Linked DNA regions of Homo sapiens: region 2 is linked to region 1. The links are chromatin loops, found by intact Hi-C in ENCODE. Cell type or tissue: OCI-LY7. All regions are shown on one strand. Links, peaks and the distances in the headings refer to the core of each region. The heading gives the core; the rest is flanking DNA. Region 1 overlaps USP54 (ubiquitin specific peptidase 54). Region 2 overlaps CFAP70 (cilia and flagella associated protein 70).

Evidence for each region. Peaks named below come from ENCODE experiments on the same cell type or tissue, not always from the same donor. Only the 100,000 strongest peaks of a DNase experiment are listed, where the experiment ranks them.
Region 2: a loop joins it to region 1, with 2.5 times the contacts of the local background. A loop is called at or near these places in 3 of 110 quality-filtered maps.

What each region holds. Positions count from the first base shown.
Region 1 is chr10:73,525,764-73,534,106 of GRCh38, reverse strand. USP54 (ubiquitin specific peptidase 54) reads left to right here. Exons shown (of 24, transcript NM_001391956.1): 13 at 3,272-3,403; 14 at 3,584-3,964; 15 at 4,196-4,427; 16 at 7,327-7,460. It also overlaps the pseudogene RNU6-883P. Among named protein-coding and RNA genes, the nearest start is that of PPP3CB, 34 kb to the right of the region's middle. RefSeq lists a silencer at 4,426-4,525 and an enhancer at 4,382-4,676. In OCI-LY7, for the core only: CTCF peaks have their summits at 4,382 and 4,591 (motif pointing left); a DNase peak (open chromatin) is centred at 4,556.
Region 2 is chr10:73,260,164-73,268,506 of GRCh38, reverse strand. All of the region lies in intron 26 of CFAP70 (cilia and flagella associated protein 70), which reads left to right. All of the region lies in intron 2 of DNAJC9-AS1 (DNAJC9 and MRPS16 antisense RNA 1), which reads right to left. Among named protein-coding and RNA genes, the nearest start is that of MRPS16, 12 kb to the right of the region's middle. In OCI-LY7, for the core only: CTCF peaks have their summits at 4,241 and 4,454 (motif pointing left); a DNase peak (open chromatin) is centred at 4,456.

The DNA of each region.
Region 1 (8,343 bases), core at 173-8,172:
TGAACCGTGATGCTCCATTGCACATACTCCTGTCAATAGCAGCATGTCAATAAAGACGATTGTAATGTGATTATTGATGTGATTATTCTGAAGTGTGCTTTTCTTCTCCTATACTCTTGATTCCCGTAGTATCCCATTAAGCCCCTGTGATCTTGCACATCATCATGTTCTCATGCCAGGCTTTGTCCTAAGTGAAGAGCTTTGATAGAAGGGGCCTATTTATGGGATTGGTGAGGGACAACTGCATGTCAGCTTGCTAAGCTTCCTGAAGGATAGAGAAGCAAAAGAATGAAAGATACCTATTTGTTATTGTGAGTTCCATGCAGAGAATATTCTTGCATTGTTTTGTTTATCTGTAGGAGAGTATGCCCATGTCAGAGGAAGAAATCAATACAGGGAAGAACAGTGAATGACTGCTGAGATGGAAAGTTTATTCTGGGAGATAGAATGCCTAAGGCATAGAACAGTGTCCATATTCTTAGGGACTGTGAGAATTTGTGAGCTCATTGTTTGAGATTGGTGGTTTATAAGCTGTGGGGGCTTTTTTTTTTTTTAAATATCAAGAATTTCAAAGATATTCAAAACTGTATAGAATAGTGTACTGCCCATTCATGTACCCATCACCTAGTTTCAGTAATTATAACTCATGGCCAGTCTAGTTTTACCTGTACCTTTACCCACTCCTGGATTATTTTGAAGCACATCCCAGGCATTATATCACATTTTCCATAAATATATCTTATGTTTGCTCAAACATAAGAAATCACTTTTTAAACATAGCATTATAACACCTTTTTTTTTTTGAGTTGGAGTCGCTCTGTCGCCCAGGCTGGAGTGCAGTGGCACGATCTTGGCTCACTGCAATCTCCACCTCCCAGGTTCATGCCATTCTCCTGCCTCAGCCTCCCGAGTAGCTGGGACCACAGGCGCCCGCCACCACGCCTGGCTAATTTTTTGTATTTTTAGTAGAGACGGGGTTTCACCGTGTTAGCCAGGATGGTCTCGATCTCCTGACCTCGTGATCCACCCACCTCGGCCTCCCAAAGTGCTGGGATTACAGGCGTGAGCCACCGTGCCCAGCCCAGCATTGTAACACTTAAAAATAATAATGATGATTCCTTAAAACTGATAGGTAACCAATGAGTGTTCACATATCCACTTATAAGTATCATAATATTTTCATGGTTTATGTGTTTGACTCAGCATCTAAATGAGGTCTATGCATTCTGATGAGTTGATAAGTCCTTTGCATTTCTTTTAATCTACTGTTTTTTCCTCTATTTTTTTTCCTTGCAATTTATTGCTAGAACTAGGTATTTTGTCCTGTAGATTTCCCACATTCTGAATTTTGCTGATTTTATTCCTATGGTATACTTTAACACGTTTCTGTGTCCTATATTTCTTGTAAATTGGTAGTTGGACCTAGAGGTTTTGTCAGACTTGTGCTGGCTTTCTTTTGATGACTACTGCATTGATTGTGTCAGGTGTGAGTTTTTTAGACCCACTTTTTGAAGCTGTGAACCAGAGAGAAGCCAAGCCACAGGATAAACTAAGCATATTTTCCAGTAGAGGCAGATTTGTGTTAATGGTTTGAACATGCCCATTGGTTTAACATTTGTAAGACTTAGTTGCGGCCGGGCACAGTGGCTCACGCCTGTAATCCCAGCACTTTGGGAGGCCGAGGTGGGTGGATCACGAGGTCAGGAGATCGAGACCATCCTGGCTAACATGGTGAAACCCCGTCTCTACTAAAAAAAATACAAAAAGTTAGCTGGGTGTGGTGGCAGGCGTCTGTAGTCCCAGCTACTCAGGAGGCTGAGGCAGGAGAATGGCGTGAACCCGGAAGGCGGAGCTTGCAGTGAGTTGAGATCGCACCACTGCACTCCAGCCTGGGTGACAGAGCGAGACTCCGTCTCAAAAAAAAAAAAAGACTTAGTTGTTCCAAGTTATTTCCTCCTCTCTTAAATCTTTCTTGTGGGCACAGAGGTAGCAAACGACCAAATAAAAGCAATACAAGATTCCAAGGGGCAACTGATTGAAAATATGTATCCATATCACTACACTGGTGATACTTGAATATGCATAAGGATTCTCATATGCTATCATGTGAAAACAAATTTTTGTTAGCTCTCCATGCATTTGACCTAGGTTTTTTTTTTCTAAGCATATCTTCAAACTTAATTTACCTGCTTAATTCATCTCTGGCTTCTAGCAATTTAGTTGCTTATATCCTTTAGAATCTGACTTTTGCTGTCATCAAATCATGCTCATGTATTTGCATACTATGGGCATGAAGCAGGGCAAGTTACATAAAAGAGCCCAGCTCTCCTGGTTTTCCCAGTGATTAGTATTAAGGAACTATGAAGTGTAATCTCTGGATGGAGCCAAGTTTCGTGAAGATGGGTTGGGGATAGGAATGAGAATCAAAGTTGAAATGCCCTTTAAATGATCCACAATTAAGGAAAGCTTGGAACTGGGTCTTAAAGCCATATAAAATCAGACCTCTTGTGGGCAAAGTCTGGAGTATCCAGGATAATACCAGATGTACTGAAAATCAGACTTTATTTGATATGTGTTGCTAAATAAATAAAAGGAAAACTCTGTCTTCAATTTATGAGAGTGAAAGTATATGGCTACCTGACATTTTTATATAATCTTTAAAACTTTTGCCTTTAAAAAGTTACCTAGAAACATGTCATTAGTCCTTCTGGGTCACTGGGGAAGATTAGGAGTGGGATTGAGATTGGTCATTGCTCAGGAGACATTGTAAATTTGGATGCTCCCAGCTTCTCTGCATTTATCTTTTTTTTTTTTTTTTGAGACAGTCTTGCTCTGTCGTCCAGGCTGGAGTGCAGTGGCGTGATCTCGGCTCACTGCAACCTCCTGGGTTCAAGTGATTCTAATGCCTTAGCCTCTCAGTAGCTGGGACTACAGGCACATGCCACCATGCCGGACTAATTTTTGTATTTTTAGTAGAGACAGGGTTTTGCCATGTTGGTCAGTCTGGTCTCGAACTCCTGGCCTCAAGTGATCTGCCCGCCTTAGCCTCCCAAAGTGCTGCAATTATAGGTGTGAGTCACTGCACCTGGCCCTTCTCTGCATTTATCTACTGGGAGGTTCCTACACTGAAATCAGATAGCCTATGCCCTACAGCTTCTGTTCCATGGGTACTCTAAATTTGTGGCACTCCCAAAGGGAGATTAGGTAGGTTCTCAGGAGGGTGGAGGTTAGTCTCAGATACCAGCTTACCCCAATTTCCTTGTTTTTTCAGGACACCTGACTGATAGTGAATGTAATCAGAAACACACATCCAAGAAAGGGTCACTGATAGAGCGCAAGAGGAGCTCTGGTCGGGTTAGGAGGAAAGGCGATGAGCCCCAGGCCTCGGGATACCACAGTGAAGGCAAGCCCTTCTGCACTGCTTCTCTTTCTCCTTCATTCACTCTATCAAACTTCTGTCATGCTCCAGACTGTTGGCTTCTCCTTTCTGTTCAGAGGGCTTTTCTTTGCTTTTTCGACATTGGGGTCTAGTATCCATGATCACTTTAAACATCTATATTTCTTTCATTCTTTGTGTTTTTAGGAGAAACACTGAAAGAGAAGCAGGCTCCTAGAAATGCCTCCAAACCATCCAGCAGCACCAACAGGCTGAGAGATTTTAAAGAGACAGTCAGCAATATGATCCATAACAGACCATCCCTGGCTTCTCAGACCAATGTAGGCTCTCACTGCAGGGGCAGAGGAGGAGACCAGCCTGACAAAAAACCTCCTAGGACCCTGCCTTTACACTCTCGTGACTGGGAAATAGAGAGTACCAGCAGTGAGTCAAAATCCAGTTCTTCCAGCAAGTATCGTCCCACATGGAGACCCAAACGAGAATCTCTGAATATTGACAGTATCTTTAGTAAGGACAAAAGGAAGCACTGTGGCTATACCCAGCTTAGCCCCTTTTCTGAGGATTCAGGTGAGGAGATAATTAGGGAAGAATTGGGCTTTTGAATAAAGTTGATTTATGTCTTTTTAAAACCTGGGTTTTTTGGTACATCTGGCAAGGGGCACTTTTACTCTGATGTCGGGTGTTTTAGGGATATGAGTTCAGTGAATAAGTAGCTAGAGGGAGGAGCTAGTTAGGTCTTGATTTTAGGCAAATGCTAAATCTACCTCATTTTCCATACCTGTCTTTTGATTGGGATAGCTAAAGAATTTATACCAGATGAACCAAGCAAGCCACCTTCTTACGACATTAAATTTGGTGGACCAAGCCCCCAGTACAAGCGCTGGGGCCCAGCACGGCCAGGCTCTCACCTTTTAGAGCAGCACCCCCGACTAATCCAGCGAATGGAATCTGGCTATGAAAGCAGTGAGAGGAACAGCAGCAGCCCTGTCAGCCTGGATGCAGCCCTGCCTGAGAGCTCAAATGTCTACAGGTATTGTTTGGCCTTTGAACAGCAACATTGTCTCTTGCAGCAATGTGAGCCACCTACTTGGGGCTTTCAGGCATGGCTGAGACAAGTGGAGGGATGGCCTTTGCTATTATCTCTATGTGCTCTTTCAACTTCCTATAACAACAGCACCCTCTGCTGGAAGAACAGAGGCACTTGAGAAAGGAGAGAGAACTTTCTATTTGAAATACAGTTATCATGTATAAAATAATTTTAAAAAATTAGGTTCAGGGGGCATATGTGCAGGTTTGTTAGGATAAACTTGTGTCATAGGAGTTCATTGTACAGATTATTTTGTTACCCACATATTAAGCTAGTACTCACTAATTATTTTTCCTGATCCTTTCTTTCCTCCCACCCTCCACCCTCCGATAGGCCTGTGTCTGTTGTTCCCCTCTGTGTGTTCATGTGTCCTCACCATGTAGCTCCCACTTATAAGTGACAATATGCTGTATTTGGTTTTCTGTTCCTGTCTTAGTTTGCTAAGGATAATGAAATAATTGTTTAGTGCTTGCTTTGGTAGCACATATACTAAAATTGGAACAATACAGAGAAGATTAGCATGGCTCCTGCTCAAAGGTGGCACAAAAATTTGTGAAGATTTCTGTATTTTTCAGATATGTAGGATAAACAAGTCTAGGGATCTAATGTAAAACATGACTACAATTAATAAAATTGTACTGCATATGAGATTCATGGTAAATGAGTAGATTTTAACTCCTCTTGCCACAAAAACAAAAAAAATGGGTAACTATATGAGATGATGGGTATATTAATTTCCTTCAATTATAGTAACCATTTTACTGTCTCTATGTATCTCATAACATCATGTTGTATACCTTAAATATACACAGTAAAAAAATGTATTAAAGAACAGATTAGGTCAGGCATGTTGGCTCACGCCTGTAATCCCAGGCTAGCACAAAAATTAGTGAGGCATGGTGGTGGGCGTCTGTAATCCCAATTACTTGGGAGGCTAAGGCAGGAGAATCGCTGGAATCCAGGAGGTGGAGGTGGTAATGAGCCGAGCTCGTGCCATGGCAACTCCAGCCTAGGCGACAGAGCAAGGCTCCATCTCAAAAAAAAAAAAAAGAAACAAAAACGGACTAGGCCTGCCGCAGTAGCTCACGCTTGTAATCCCAGCACTTTGGGAGGCCGAGGCGGGTGGATCACGACGTCAGAAGTTCGTGACCAGCCTGGCCAACATGGTGAAACCCCGTCTCTACTAAAGATACAAAAACAAAAATTAGCCGGGCGTGGTGGTGGGAGCCTGTAATCCCAGCTACTTGGGAGGCTGAGGCAGGAGAATTACTTGAACCCAGGAGGTGGACGTTGCAGTGAGCCAAGATCGTGCCATTGCACTCCAGTCTGGGCAACAGAGTGAAACTCCATCTCAAAAAAACAAACAAACAAAAAAAGAATGTATTAGTGGGCCAGGCGCGGTGGCTCATGCCTGTAATCCTAGCACTTTGGGAGGCCGAGCTGGGTGGATCACAAGGTCAGGAGATCGAGAACATCTTGGCCAACATGGTGAAACCCCGTCTCTACTAAAAACACAAAAATTAGCTGGGCATGGTGGCGCGCACCTCTAGTCCCAGCTACTCTGGAGGCTGAGGCAGGAGAATCACTTGAACCCGGGAGGCGGAGTTTGCAGTGAGCCAAGATCACGTCACTGCACTCCAGCCTGGGTGACAAGAGCGAAACTCCATCTCAAAAAGAATGGATTAGTGAATTAAAACTTATGTAATACTAAAATCAGAGAAGAAGCCCAAATGTTATTTTGGGACAGTGTTTTGTTGTCGTTGCTTTTTTTTTTTTTTTTTTTTTGGTATCGATGGGGTTTCATCATTTTGCCCAGGCTTGTCTTGAACTCCTGGGCTCAAGTGATTTACCCACCTCAGCCTCCCAGAGTACTGAGATTATAGGTGTGAGTCACCACACCCAGTATGGTGGGATAGTTTTTATTTTGATTTGTTTTAGGGTCACTGGGACTTTGTGTTTTATAATGCTAATAATATTCATAATAATGATGACAGTTTATTAGCACTCATTGTACCCTGCCCATAGGGCTCAGTTTGCTTTATAACTTTCAAATCTCCATACATTATTTTTACTGAGTTGCCACAGAGGCAATTTTTCTGTTTTCTTTTTTTTTTTTTTTTTTTTGAGATGGAGTGTCTCGCTCTGTCACCAGGCTGGAGTGCAATGGCACGATCTCGGCTCACTGCAACCTCTGCCTCCTGGGTTCAAGCGATTCTCCTGCCTCAGCCTCCCTAGTAGCTGGCACTACAGGCGCCCACCACCACACCCAGCTAATTTTTGTAATTTTAGTAGAGATGGGGTTTCACCATGTTGGCCAGGATGGTCTTGATCTCTTGATCTCATGATCCGCCTGCCTCAGCCTCCCAAAGTGCTGGGATTACAGGCATGAGCCACTGTACCTGGCCAAGGCAATTTTTCTAATAGTAGAGCTGCTTTGAAAAGCATGATTATATCTTCTACAAAGGTGATAACCACATGTTCATACTCTGTCAATGTTCTTCCCTGTCCACAGGATCCTGTTGAGTTTTACTTATGAGAAGATGCTACAAAGGTTTAGTAAGAAAGAAGGAAATAAATATGAAACCAATATGTTCATTAGTACATTCAACAGATTTTGAATATGTATTATGTACCAGATACTGTGCTAGATGCACAAGTTGTGAATGAGGTGAGATGAGGTTAGATAGGAGAATGAGTGGATATTTCAATTCTTCAGAAGTAGTTTAGCAGAAGCTCTAATTGTGTAGTTTGATTTTTTTTTTTTGAGAGAGAGATTTAGTCCTAGGAATGTTGCTATAACCTGCTTTCATGCTTTCACTAGACTCTGAGTTCTCTTTTGAAGGGATCCAAGTGCTAAGAGATCAGCTGGGTTGGTTCCTTCCTGGCGTCATATCCCAAAGTCGCACAGCAGTAGCATCCTGGAGGTAGACTCCACAGCATCCATGGGTGGCTGGACAAAGAGTCAGCCTTTCTCTGGTAAGCAGAATGACACTGAATTTGAGGACTGGATTTGACCGGCAGTTTTGTCTGGGGACCAGACTTACCTGAGCACATTTGAAATTAGAGGACAGTTACAGGCCGGGCGCGGTGGCTCACACCTGTAATCCCAGCACTTTGGGAGGCCGAGGCAGGCAGATTGCCTGAGCTCAGGAGTTCGTGACCAGCCTGGGCAACATGGTGAAACCCCGTCTCTACTAAAATACAAAAAATTAACCAGCGTAGCGGCGTGCACCTGTAGTCCCAGCTGCTCGGGAGGCTGAGGCAGGAGAATTGCTTGAACCTGGGAGGCGGAGGTTGCAGTGAGCCAAGATCGTGCCACTGCACTCCAGCCTGGGCGACAGAGTGAGACTCCATTTCAAAAAAAAAGAGGACAGTTACAGTTTGAGTATTCCATCAGAATGTAAATGTAGAGTCATTTCAGTTGCTCCATCTTTGGATTTATCTATTTTTTGTTCTCCATCACAGCCTGCATGAATATTTCTTTCTACCTGGAGGGAGCCCTTGTGGGAGCAAGAAGGGACAGAAATATGGTGAACAGTGTTACTAACATCCCCATTCTTCAGAAGAATAAATCCTAGGGCTTTCCTTGGATTAGGGACAGCCTCTTGGGAAATGGATTTCTTATTGTTTAGTATTATGAATTGACATACCAAAGGGGTACATGTGGCTATTTGCAAAACTTGGAAATAAGCAATTCAAATTTATCCTTACCCCTGGCTAAATATCTTAGTCTTACTACCAATTCTCTTGATAGTTACTGACAATTCTTAGAGGTAGCAGGAAGAAAGGCCTGCAGCAGCAGTAGTAAAAAGGCATGAACCCTTTTAGGTATGTATACTAAAGGTTGTGGACATCTGGC
Region 2 (8,343 bases), core at 62-8,061, 270 kb after region 1:
TATACAGATGTATAACCCATTCAACAGGTTTGAGTTCAAACACCAATGTAGAACTCTTCACTTAACAATGAGAGGACACATATTCTTTTCAAGTACAAATGAGTTATGTATAAAGGTTGACCACATGCAAAACCAGAAAGAGGGGTTCAACAAATACATACAGATCACATGGCAGTAAAATTATAAATCAACAACCAAAATAAAGCCCAAAAGACTCATATACCTTTGGAAACTGAAAACATGCTTGTAATTAATTAATAAGTCAATGAAGAAACCTTGTGACACTTCAAATATGAAATCTTTTGTGCTAGGTAGAATTCTAAAGATGGCCCCCTCCCCTAAGATTAATCTATTAAACACTAATGTAGGTACTGCTGTAAAATGATTTTGCAGATGTAAATAAAATACCAAATCAGTTGACATTAAAATACAGAGATTATCTGGGTGGACCTGACCCAGTCAGGTAAGTCTTCTAAAAGCAGAGAGTTTTCTCTGGTGGTGGGGGCAGAAAGGATGTCAGATTTGAAACATAAGAATCATTCAGTATAGCATCTCTGGCTTGAATATGGAGAAGGACCACATGTCAAGGAATGTGGGTGGCATCTAGAAGCTAACAGCAGCCCCTGCTGAGAGCCAGCAAGGAAACAGGGACCTTATAGGAACCTATAAACACAAAGAACTGAATTCTACCAACAAACTGAATAAGCTTGGGAGTACATTCTTCTCCAGAGCCTGCAAATAAGAACTCAGCATAGATGACACCTTGATTTTGGCCTTGTGAGACCCTAAGCAAAGAACTAGTTGAATAATGTCAGGCTTCTGATCTATGGAAAATGTGATATGATAAATGGGTGTTATACACAGCAGTAGAAAATTAGGCCTTATAGTAGATTTTTATAATAATGATCCCCATTTAATTATGCTGTCATGTCCACATCCTTTGCAATGTTATGTTGCCACTCACTCCCATCAAGAGACGGAGTCTCTTTCTCATTTCTCCACCCCCTTGAATCTAAGCTAAACTTGTGACTTTCCCTGACCAGTAGAATATGGTGCAAGTGACATTGTGTGAATTCTCAGAGGTTAGGCTTTTAGAAGCCTTCAGCTACCACTCTTGAAACTCTGGGACCACTGTGCTGTGAAGAAGCCCAGTTTAGCCTATAGAAGGCTATAGTAGTCCACATGGAAGAGAACTGAACCACTCCAGCCAACAGCCAACATTAACTGCTATTTGAGTAAGGTTTTCTTGGATCCTTCAGTCCTAGCCAAATTGTCATATGACCTCAGCTGCATGAGTGATCTCAGGGAAAACCAGCAAAACAGCCCAAATTACCTGTAGAATTTTGAGAAATAACATATTATGTTTTAAGCCATTAAGTTTTGGGTTGGTTTGTTATACTTCAGTACATAACTGAAATGAGGCTGAATAAAAACAAAGCCAATATATATTAGAATTATGGGATAAAATTAAAGCAATAAATAGAGGGTAATTTATAGCCTTAAATACATATGTTAGAAACAAAGATTGAAAATCAATGAATTAATTTTTAAATAAATAAAGTAGTAAAGGGAAAGCAAGGAAACTCAAAGAAATGATAATTGAGAAAATGATAAGGAGTAGAAATAAATGAAAATTTCAACAAGGACATAATAGGATTAACAAAATTATGAGCTGTTTTTTGCAGAGACTAGTGAACAGACAAACCTCTTGCATGACTAAGAATTTTGTTTAAAATGGAAAGACACAAATAATATTAGCAGCAAAATGGAGACTAAATTAAAATCATAGGCTATTCTTATTCTATTAATTATTTTAAAAACTAAATCATTGGCTAAAATTAACACCCATTCATGACTTTTTAAAAAAGCAAACTAGCTTTTTTAAAATCTGAAACTACATGTCCCAAAATCTAAACTATTATATGAAATGGTGAAAAGTTAGAAGCATTCCTTTTGAAGTCAGGAACAAGATAAGGAAAATGTTATCGTCACTTCTACTTGAAACTATACTGGAGGTTCCATTAAGGCAATAACACATATACATACACACATAAAAGAAACTGAAGGTAAAAGGATTAGGTAGGAACCCAAGAAAATCTACAAGCAAACTGAAATATGTAATAAAAGAGTTCACTACTGAAATGGTAGATAAAAAACTAACAATGATGGTTACTAGTCAGGGCAGTCATTGGGGAACAGGGTGTATAGGGAGACGGGTGGAAGCAAAACTCATTGTATGCTTTATTATATCCTTTTGACTTTTGAATAATATAAATTTAGTCAATGAAGATTAACGCAAAGAAGTGGATGGACAAAGTTGCTGGATAAAAATCAATATAAAAATCAATGTCATCAAAATCAGGAACAATCAATTTGAAAGTCTGATTTTTAAAATCCCATTCAAGACCTGTGTGGGGAAAATCATAAAACTTTATTGTAAAAGAAAATCTAATAGAAAGATATACCATGTCCATGGGCAGGAAGTTCTGATGACATAAAGATGAAAGTTTTCCCTAAGTTAATATCTAAGTTTAAGGCAATTCCAATAAAAATAATAACATAATATTTTCAAGGAACTTGATGAGATAAATCCTAAAATTCACTTGGTTGAATAAAGACCAAAAAAAAAAAAATAGCTATGACAGTATGAAAGAAAGAGTAAGAGTGGCTTTCCTATTAAATATCAAGCCTTATTATGAAGCTGCAACAATTAACACTGAGTGCTATTAGTGTAAGAGTAGGTAAGTGAAACAATTGGCAGACAGAAATAGACTGACATATATATGGAAACTTAGGTTTTGAGTAGATGGTATTTAAAAGTAATTGGAGTTTTCTAGAAATTTACCATGATGCGCTTCCTCTAGCAATTTGAAAATGAGCGTGCGCAAGTTATTAATTACAGCATTATTGCAATTGCAAAATAATGGAAACAACCTAAATGGAGTTCATTTATTAAACATGGGAGAATGTCTAAATAAACTATAGTATATTCACATAATGGAATACTATGCCCCTGAATAAAAATAATGAGGAAGATCTCTATGAACTGATGTGGAATGATTTTCAGTTTATATTATTAAGTAAAAAAAGTGAAGTGCAAGATTATACCACCTTTTGTATAAGAGAGAAGGAAAAAGAAGAAAATATACATGAATCTCTTCTTCTTCTTCTTTTTTTTTTTTTTTTGAGATGGAGTCTCTCTGTTGCCCAGACTGGAGTGCAGTGGCGCGATCTGGGCTCACTGCAAGCTCCGCCTCCCAGGTTCACCATTCTCCTGCCTCAGCCTCCCCAGTAGCTGGAACTACAGGCGCCGGCCACCACGCCCGGCTAATTTTTTGTATTTTTAGTAGAGACACGGTTTCACCGTGTTAGCCAGGATGGTCTCGATCTCCTGACCTCGTGATCCGCCCATCTCGGCCTCCCAAAGTGCTGGGATTACAGGCGTGAGCCACCGCACCCGGCCGAATCTCTTCTTTAGTGCAAAAAGAAGCAGAGGAAGGATAAACCGAGATTAATGAGAGTAGATTCTACAGGACATGAGTGGGCATGGGTAGAGGAGGGAGGAAATGAGAGGGATGACACTGTGATGTCCCTTTTTGTAGAGTTCTGACTTTTGGGACAATGCTAATGTTTCGTATATTTTTTAAAAAAGAAAATCAGCAAGAAATGGGGAGACCACATAATTACGTACAAACAAAACCAAATAAAATTGTATTTCAAATGAATAACGTAATTAGACTGACAATGCAGAAAAATAATTAACTCATGGTACTTTTGAAAACATTCTTTGCAATGTAGACTAATACATACTATATATCAGGCTAAAGAGAAAAAACCTTTATACACATTTTAGAGTATAGTTTTAGGCTTCATTTTTGCAAAGTCATGAGTTAGCAGTTCTGAAATTACTAGGTATTCTATGATTTAACAAATAATTATGTTGTGGATAATGGGAGTCACATTTTTCACTGTGCTTCAAAGGAAGTTACAAATGTGGAAACAAGAAGGATAGAATGACCTTGTAGTGGTGGATTAGAATGGGAGATACTGATAAGAGCTCATTGTTTGATAGATTAAATAGATACAGGTATAAATAGGTATATAGAAATATATGTGTATTTATAGAAATATATTCATATGTGTCTAAATACCTGTGTCTCAAAAATAAATAGTGGTGGCAGGGGGCATAAGCACATCTAATGCTCAGGTCTTGGTTTCTAAATCCATTTAAGAAACTAGGGCATTTGTCCAGTTTAGAAGGAAAGGGTTTGTGGGGGGACCAGAGGCTTCTTGGAAGATGGCCAAAATTCCAGAACTAGTGCATGGAAAGTAAAAGATGAGTCTGAGATCTTGTTGAGTCAGAAAGTAAAAAATGTTCAAAGAAAGACTGGCACATATCAAAACAGCATAGGGAAAAAATAAAACAAACAGAAACTAGCTTGAAGTGGGGACACCTGCTGGCTAAAACAAGGATAATTTGAGCATCCAAATAAATAATTTGTAGAAAAGGATTACAAATAAGAATCTATGAGCCCACAGTGATATAATTAAACAAATAAGTGGTAGAGAAAGGAAAGCTTACAGTCAAAGGCCAACTGCTAAATGTATGAAGAATGATGGAATTGGAAAATCGCAATTTGGAAACCATCATAATAGATTCAGTGGACAATCATCAATGTATGCTAAAATTATGGTTGAAAAGTTCAAGGAGTAAGAAAATATTTCATAGTCTCAAAGTATCTCCCCACAAGATACTTATTAATTACAAAGGGGAAAATAGTAACATTAGAGTAGAAAAACCTGGCAGATAGCAATGTAATAAATGATCAAAGTTAACATCACAAGTATTGAGATAAGCAGCTTGTGCTTCCTGATATGGTGCACTGAGAACAGAACATTTTTATGGTATTCCTGTTAAAAGTTCATAACCTGATATGATTATGAGGGAACATTAGACAAATATGAATTGGGGAATAGTTTACAAAATAGTGCTCTATTTTTAAAAAATGCCAGTGTTACGAAACACAAAGACTCAAGAACTATTCCAGATTAAAAGAAACTGGAGACATAAATAATAAATACAATGCATGATCTTGGATTTATTTTCTCATAAAGACATTATTGGGCTGGGCGTGGTGGCTCATGCCTGTAATCCCGGCACTTTGGGAGGCCAATTGAGCCCTGGAATTTAAGAACAGCCTGGGCGACATAGTGAGACTTTATCTCTACAAAACATTAAAAAAATTAGCTGGGCATGATGGCACTTGTAGTCCCAGCTACTTGGGAGGCTGAGGTGGGAGGATTGCTTGAGCCCAGGAGGTCGAGGCAGCAGTGACCTGTTCACACCACTACACTCCAGTCTGGGTGATACAGCAAGATCCTGTCTCAAATAAATGAATGAGTGAATGAAGAAATGAATGAATGATATTATTGGAACAATTGGAAAAATCTTGATAAGGTCTATAGATTAGATAATAGTATTCTATCTATACTAACTTCCTGATTGTGATAATTGTACTGTGGTTATAGAGGAGAATATCCTTGATTTTAGAAAACACACTCTGAAGTATTAAAATTGAATCATATCTCTAATTTACTTGCAAATGTTCAGGAAGAGTTAGGTGTGTGTTTATGTAGATAAACACACACATATATACTTTAACTTTTCTACATATTTTTAACTTTTCTATATTTTTCTAACTTTTATACACACACACATACAGTAATCCCTCCTTGTTCCCCAGGGATATGTTCCAAGACCCCCCAGTGGATACCTGTAACAAAGGATAGTACTGAATCCTATATATACCATGCACGAATTTCTTTTTTAAAATAATTATTAAAAATTTTTTTCTAATAGCCCACAGGTGCTACTAAATATGCACAATTTCTTTTTCCTTCTTCACATTTTCATGGATAAAAGATAAGTTCATTATACAGATCTTAGCAACCTCAGCATACATTTTTTTTCTTTCCTGATTAAGTCAAGAGCTTTCACCTTTTCATGAAAAGGAAGCACTTTATGGCTTCTCTTTTGCATATCCAAATTGCCAGCATCACTACTTTTGTGCTATGAGTCCATTATTAAGTAAAATAAGGGTGGCTTGAATACAAGCACTGTGAGACCATGACAGCTGATCTGATAACGGAGAGGGCTATGAAGTGACTAACTGGCAGGTAGCGTCTACAGTGGGTATATGCTGGACAAAGGGATGACTCACATCCTGGGAGGGATGGCACAAGATTTCATCAGGCTCTTCATAATAGCAGTGTGCAATTTAAAACTTATGAATTGTTTATTTCTGGAATTTTCTATGTAATATTTTCAGATCTTGGTGGGCCGAGGTTGATCTTGGGTAAGTGAAGGTGTGGAAAGCAAAACCTCAGATAAGGGAGACTACTGTATATGTATTATATATATACATATATAATATATACATATATACATATATAATATATAATATATACATATATACATATATAATATATACATATATACATATGTATACATATATACATATGTATACATATATATAATATGTATACAGTACATGTATTCTTTCCTGAGAGAAGAGAGAACTGATTTTGTAACTTTTATTTAATCTGAAATTATGTCCAAAAAATTTTAAAATACCCCTTAAAATAATGCAGATTGACACCGCACTACACACCCACTAGAATAGCTTAAATCAAAAAGATAGGCCAGGCATGGTGGCTCATGCCTGTAATCTCAGCACTTTGGGAGGCTCGAGCAGGCAAATCGCTTGAGCCTGGGAGTTTGAGACCAGCTCGGACAGCATGGTGAAACCCCATCTGATATATTTTGGCTGTGTCCCTACCCAAATCTCATCTCGAATTGTAACTCCCACAATTCCCACTTGTTGTGGAAGGAACCAGGTGGGAGCTGATTGAATTATGGGGGTGGCTCTTTTCTGCACTGTTCTCCTGGTAGTGAATGAGTCTCACAAGATCTGATGGTTTTAAAAATGGGAGTTTCCCTACACAAGCTTCTTTTTGCCTGCTACCATCCACGTAAGACGTGACTTACTCCTCTTTGCCTTCCACCATGATTGTGAGGCCTCGCGAGCCACTTGGAATTGTGAGTCCAATTAAACCTCTTTCCTTTGTAAATTGCCCAGTCTCTGGTATGTCTTTATCAGCAGCATGAAAACTGACTAATACAGTAAATAAAAAATACAAAAAAATACAAAGATTAGCCAGGGGTGGTGGCATGTGCCTGTAGTCCCATGTACTTGGGAGGCTGAGATGAGAGAATCACCTTTTCCTGGAAGGTTGAGGCTGCAGTGAGCCCCTGTGATGGCACCACTGCACTCCAGCCTGGGTGACAGAATGAGATCTTGTCTCAAAAAAAAAAAAAAAAGATAGACAATGCCAAGTATTAACAAAGATGTGGATAAACTGGAATCCTCGTACATTACTGGTAGGGTTGTAAATTGGTACAACCACTTTGGAAAACAGTTTGTCAGATTCTTAAAAAGTTACACATATTTACCATATGTGCCAGCAATTCTACTTCTCTATATCTAGCTAAGAGAAATGAAGACATATGTCCACACAAAAATTTGTATATGAACTTTTATCACAGCATTTAATAATAGCACAAAACTGGGAACATTTTACATGTCCATCAGTGAATGGGTAAATAAAATGAGGAATATTTATACAATGGAGTACTACTCAGCAGTTAAAATGAAATTCTGATTCATGTAACAATATGGATAAATGTCAAAAATATTATGGCAAGTGAAAAAAGCAAAGCACAGAAGACTATATATTATTTGATTCTATTTATTTGAAATAAGGAAAATAGATCAATGGTTGCCTGGAGCTAAAGGTGAGGATGGAGAGTAACTGCAAACAGGCATGAAAGAACTTTTTGGAGTAACAGGAGTCTTCTAACACTGGATTGTGCTGATGCTTGCACAACATAACGTTAAAATTAGTGAATTTTATGGTATGTAAGTTATGCCTTAATATAGCTATTTTTTTATAAAGACACTATATAGCACCTGCAAAATGAGAAACAAATGGATTCTTCACTAAATGGTGATGGGACAACTGGCTACTATCCATATTAAAAAAAAAATTAGTTCCTTACCTCACACATCACACACAATTCCAACTGGTTTAAAGACCTAAGTTTTTTTCTTAAGAGACAGGGTCTTGCTCTGTTGCTGAGGTTGGAGTGCAGTGCAGTGGGACGATCCTGGGCTCAAGGGATCCTCCTGTTTCAGCCTCCTGAGTAGCTGGGACTACAGGCATGCACCACCACTCCTGGATAATTTATTTTATTATGTGTAGAGCAGAGTCTCACTATGTTGC